Regions from separate parts of the Homo sapiens genome. Here region 2 is linked to region 1. The links are chromatin loops, found by intact Hi-C in ENCODE. Cell type or tissue: mammary epithelial cell. All regions are shown on one strand. Links, peaks and the distances in the headings refer to the core of each region. The heading gives the core; the rest is flanking DNA.

Region 1 (2,920 bases), core at 110-2,609:
TCCTGAGTAGCTGGGATTACAGGCATGCACCACCACACCCCGCTAATTTTTTTTTTTTGTATTTTTAGTAGAGATGGGGTTTTGGCATGTTGGCCAGGCTGGTCTCGAACTCCTGATCTCAGATGATCTACCGGCCTCGGCTTCCCAAAGTGCTGGGATTACAGGTGTGAGCCACCATGCCCGGCCTCAATTCTTGAAATCTATAATTCTCAAAGCAGAGTCCCTGGCCCAGTGATAGAAACTAAGGGTTTCTAAAAGAATAAAAAATGCATCTCAAATATGTGTATTCTCTTCAATTCTTACAAGCAAGTGTATTACATGGGAATTCATTTTTATAAGGAACTAGGAACATAATATGTGAGTTATTGAGGGTTAATAAGCCTTGGCATTAATAAACAAAAATTAGTGTGTTAGAAGAGTTTACTGAGAATATTCATTTTCTATTCTGTAAAGAAAGGTGACCACCATCCATCACTAAACAATACAGCGAAACTCCTGTGTATGCACCCAGCCTAAGAGGTGGAATTCCAATTCTCAGGAAGGGCGTTTTGGTATTAGTGCAGAAGACATTTGTTGTGTGCTTTTCTTCAGCTACCCAGCACTTTTGTGAACACCCTTCCTATACTTGGTTATTTCCTTCTCAGAAGACCCACCTCCCCAAGATTGAAACTGGAATTTACAGCAAGTGACTATGGGGAGATGGTGGCGTGATGTTCAGCTACTTCATATCCCTTAATAAATTCCTCTTCTATTATAAATAGATAGGCCTGCTAGAGCAGGTTCTGGTGTTCGCAACCGTGACCCTTAATGGCTACAACGCAGCATCGGCAATCTCTTGGTTTTAAACTGCTTCTACTCTATTAATTTACATTACTTATAAAATTACTTTTAGGAGTTTCTGTTGATTGTTGTCCTGAGTATTTGCTGCATTACTTTGATTAGTTTTCTCTTCTCCTTTAATCCTTTGTTACTACCAAATTCTCTCCCACTGCAAAGTAGGAGCGAGTGGACTCAGTGGGCCACAAAGTCTTTTGCTCCCCTGAACTGGGCTACAGTCCAGAGGGCTTGGAAACCACAATTTGGAGTAAATGTTTCCTAGGAATTCAGCTCCACTTCCTCCCTCCTGGGTCACTTCAGCGAAAGCCTCTCAAGGGTAGGCACAAATACTCCACAGGGGGGCACCCCTGCACCCACCCTCTTTGGGCAGCTCCCATCCGAGCAGCATCATCCCTGGTCCAGAATTCAGCAGATGCCTCTGCAGGCATCAGCTGGGTGCCACAGCTCGAGTTGCAGGTGCAGACAGTTTAGAGCTTGCGTGGGCTGTTGCATCTGCCTTCTGGGTTGGGAGGAAGGTTTTTGTTGGCTCAAATATGCACAGGCTGCACATTCAGGAAAATCAGTTTAAACCAAACTGAGGCTAAGTGATCCCCAGAACCTGGGTGGAGAAAGCGATGTTTCCAGATTTTTCAGGCGGGAAAGCTGTTATTATTTCACAATGCCCCACCTAACCCTCTGGCAAGTTCAGTCTGACAAGAAGCGGACATGTGTGATGTGGGTCCAGCAAAGATGGTGACCACCCAGCCTCGGCAGCATGCCAGCCAGAGGAAGGGCAGGTATCATCAGAGATGAATCAAAGAGACTTCAGGAGAGATGAAGTGCACCAGGAACTTCTCTGAACTTCAACTTTCCCTTGAAAGAGATGGGATTCCTTCAGTGTTCCATCCGGTAATACAAAGGAAGGTTATATATTGTTGTGGCCTGGGTTTTGTTTTGCTTTAATGTGGGCAAAGTTACTAAGAAAAGGCATTGCCAAAATTGACAATATCACCCAGGTTTATATCACCCCACGGAGCAGCTCAAAGGTGTCACAGAATGGTGGGGCATTTGGAGCATAGCATAGGCAGACTTTTATTAGTGACTCTGCTCACATCTTTTCTTTTTTTTTTTTGAGATGGAATTTTGCTCTGTCGCCCAGGCGGGAGTGCAGTGGCGCCATCTTGGCTCACTGCAACCTTCACCTCCCGGGTTCAAGCGATTCTCCTGCCTCAGCCTCCCAAGTAGCTACAGGGACTATAGGCGCCCGCCACAAAGCCCGGCTAATTTTTTTGTATTTTTAGTAGAGACAGGGTTTCGCCATGTTGCCCAGGCTGGTCTCAGGCAATCCTGGCTGGTCTCCTGAGCTCAGGCAATCCACCCGCCTTGGCCTCCCACAGTGCTGGGATTACAGGGGTGAGCCACTGCACCTGGCCTTGCTCACATCTTTTCTTCCAGCCAGGTTATGGGCTCTTTCAAATCAAGGTTCCCCTTTTGTGCTCCTGGGTATCCTTTATGTTCAATCAGTCCACTGATTATCTACTGTTGGGAGGAGAGAAATATAAAACAGGGTCTTGGACGACATTTGCACCCATAAAGGGGCAACTGAGGCTCAATGACCTGCCCACCTCATACAGCAGGGCCAAGGTCAGAGTCTGCTTTTGAGACTCCTAACCCAGTGCTTTCCTTTACAAATCTCATGTACTGGTCCTCAGTGTGATATTGGAGGACATGGAATTGATGGTTTCTTTAAAAAGAATGTGGCCAGCGTCCCCAGTTTAAATGTGGAATAATGGAGTTTTTATTGTGGTAAAGTGTGCCAGAGAACTGCTCATACTTCTGTTGGTGATCTTTGCTTGCAGCCTCTGGCTGCAGGGAAAGTATAACGCATAACAATAAAAATAGTTGCCAACATCAATTAAGTATTGACTCTGTCCTGGGTAAGTCCTTTACCCATCCTTACTCAGTGCCTAGGACAACCTGGGCACGACTCCTCTGTAAACCAGATAAAGATGCTGCCTCATGGCCCAGCCTCAGTTCAGGGCTGTGTTCAAAGAATCAGCAGTTAAGGAGAAAAAAGTTAATTGGAAGCAATCCAAACCTTCAC
Region 2 (2,920 bases), core at 293-2,792, 62 kb after region 1:
AGTCTCTGACTGAGGGACCAGCGTTAGTGGCTGTAGCTCTGAGTAATCCTCAAATGGCTTTTTTTTTTTTTTTTTTTTTTTTGAGACGGAGTTTCACTCTTGTTTCCCAGGCTGGAGTGCAATGGCGTGATCTTGGCTCACTGCAACCTCTGCCTCCCAGGGTCAAGCGATTCTCCTGCCTCAACCTCCTGAGTAACTGGGATTACAGGCATGTGCCACCACGCCCGGCTAATTTTACACTTTTAGTAGAGACGGGGCTTCTCCATGTTGGTCAGACTGGTCTCAAACTCACGACTTCAGGTGATCCTCCCGCCTCGGCCTCCCAAAGTGCTGGGATTATAGACGTGGAGTCACCGCGCCCGGCCCAGACAGCTCTTTTACATGAATTTGGTTGAGTAAGTGAATGAGCAATCCAGAGAGCAGATGAGGACAGAATGAGAAGTGGCTGGACACTGGAGCTGGCCAGCTTCCAGGGACATAGAAGTATGCCCCCGAGGTGGACTGATGAGCCAGTGCTGGATCCTAATCTTATGACTTGTGTGACTGGGGCCAGGTGATGTTGCAGGAACAGTGCTGAAACCTCATGTTTTACTGTATTAGTCCATTCTCACATTGCTATAAATAAATACCTGAGACTGGGTAATTCATAAGAAAAGAGGATTAATTGGCTGACAGTTCTTCAGGCTGTACAGGAGGCATAGCAGCATCTGCTATTGGGGAGGCCTCAAGAAGCTTCCAATAACGGGGGAAGGTAAAGGGGTAGCAGGCATATCACATGGTGAAAGCAAGAGCAAGACAGAGCCACAGGGAAGGTGCTATCAGATCTCACAAGAACTCACTCACTATCACAAGGACCACACCCAGGGGATGGTACTAAAACATTCATGTGAAACCTGCCCCCATTATCCAATCACCTCTCACCAGGCCCCACCTCCAACATCAGGGATTACATTTCGATATGAGATTTGGGCGGGGACACATATCCAAACTATATCACTTAGATAGAGTTGTTGTGAGAGTTAAATGAGATCAACATCATGACCATCAAACATTTCTGATGACTTACTATGTGCCTGGCATTGAGCTAATTACTCACATAGTTTAATCCTCACAAAAATCCTATGAGACGATTGCCATTATTATCCCCGTTTTACAAATATAGGAAATAAGGGCCAGGCGAAGTGGCTCACGCCTGTAATCCCAGCACTTTGGGAGGCCGAGGCAGGGAGATCATCTGAGGTCAGGAGTTTGAGACCAGCCTGGCCAACATGGCAAAACCTCGTCTTTACTAAAAATACAAAAAGTAGCCGGGTATGGTACTGGTGTGCCTGTAATCCCAGCTACTTGGGAGGCTGAGATAGGTGAATCACTTGAACCCAGGAGGTGGAGGTTGCAGTGAGCTGAGATAGCACCACTGCATTCCAGCCTGGGTGACAGAGCAAGACTCTGTCTCAAAAAATATATATATAAATAAATAAATAAATAAATAAATAAATAGGAAATAAGGCACAGAGAAGTTTACTGATTTGTCTAAGATCACACAGTAAGAAAGTAGCTAACCAGGATTGAAACCTAGGCTCTCTAACTCCAGAGTTTAGTTTCTATGTGAAATAACTCACTTAGCCCAGGGTGAAACACACATAGAGCATCAGTCAGGGTAGGCCAGGTAATGCTGCAGCAACAAACAATGCTGAATCTCAGTAGCATTCCACACAGAGGTTTATTCCTCACTTATGCCAGATGTCTGGTGCAGGGTGGCAAGTATGGCTCATGAGAGTGACTCATAGACACAGGGGAGGGAGGCTTCAGCTTGAGTGCTTCTGCAATCACTGAAACAGGAGAAGGGCAGGGGAATTCTTTCCATCCAATATGACACATATCACTTCTGCTTTTCTTTCATTTGCCAAAGCTAAGGCAGTGGGGAGGTCAAATTTGACTTTATGTCCTGAAGGCGAGAACCAAAATATTCATTAACAGCCCTAATGATTGCATTTATGCACCCATTGAGTATTGACTGAATTGAAGTCGAATGACTAGTTCAGAGAGAGATGGAGAGAACTCTGTCTCAGCCAGCTGGATTTATAGAGTTTTTGAGAGTTCACAAACATAAGCACTATCAATCCTGCCCTGAAGGCCGCCGGAGGACCACTGCTTCACCATTTCTGTGTGTCAGGCATTTCTCTGAGAGGTCTGCATGTTGCCAAGACACCATAAAGAATTCTGATTACAGGTCAAAGCATCCCAGGAAAATATAATTATTATCTTCCAACCACTGTCATTTATCCGTTCGCCCCATCCCAGACCACCCTTTTGTGATGGCTTTTTCCTTTTGCCCTTTTTATGATTTCTCTTGTCATATTCTTTTATAAACTCACATGAGGCACACACAGAAATATGGCAAACTTGTACACTACAAAATTTTTTTTCTTTCTTTTTTTGAGACAGGGTCTCGCTCTGTCACCCAGGCTGGAGTGCAGTGACATGACCGTGGATCACTGCAGCCTCAAACTCCCAGACCTGAGCAATCCTCCCACCTCAGCCTCCCAAGGTGCTGGGATTATGATTGTGAGCTGCTGCCCCCAGCCAGGAAATTTTCTAAACCATCTGTAAGTGTACATTTCAGTGGCAGTAATTACATTCACAATGCTGTGCAGGCCTCACCACTGTCTATTCCCAAAACATTTTTATCACCCCATATAAAAACCCTGTACCCATTAGGCAATAACTCCTGATTAAGGTAGAAATTTTTATACTCACTTTAAAGATAAGGATATTTAGGATTAAGAACTTTGCCCAGCATTACACAGGAAATAAGTGACAGAGACAGGATTTCTGACTTTGAAGCCAGTGGTCCTCTTGCAGCAGTCAAAGCCTCTCTAGAAGATCCCTATCTGATCACTCATAGAAGGGCAGTGCGGAC

The links. Peaks named below come from ENCODE experiments on the same cell type or tissue, not always from the same donor. Only the 100,000 strongest peaks of a DNase experiment are listed, where the experiment ranks them.
Region 2: it touches region 1 in a loop (4-fold over the local background); 2 of 110 quality-filtered maps call a loop at or near these places.

The regions. Positions count from the first base shown.
Region 1 is chr1:62,293,209-62,296,128 of GRCh38, forward strand. All of the region lies in intron 1 of KANK4 (KN motif and ankyrin repeat domains 4), which reads right to left. Among named protein-coding and RNA genes, the nearest start is that of KANK4, 25 kb to the right of the region's middle. In mammary epithelial cell, for the core only: a CTCF peak has its summit at 1,174 (motif pointing right); no DNase peak of the experiment used is centred there.
Region 2 is chr1:62,354,833-62,357,752 of GRCh38, forward strand. No RefSeq gene overlaps it. Among named protein-coding and RNA genes, the nearest start is that of KANK4, 37 kb to the left of the region's middle. In mammary epithelial cell, for the core only: no CTCF peak of the experiment used is centred there; a DNase peak (open chromatin) is centred at 1,789.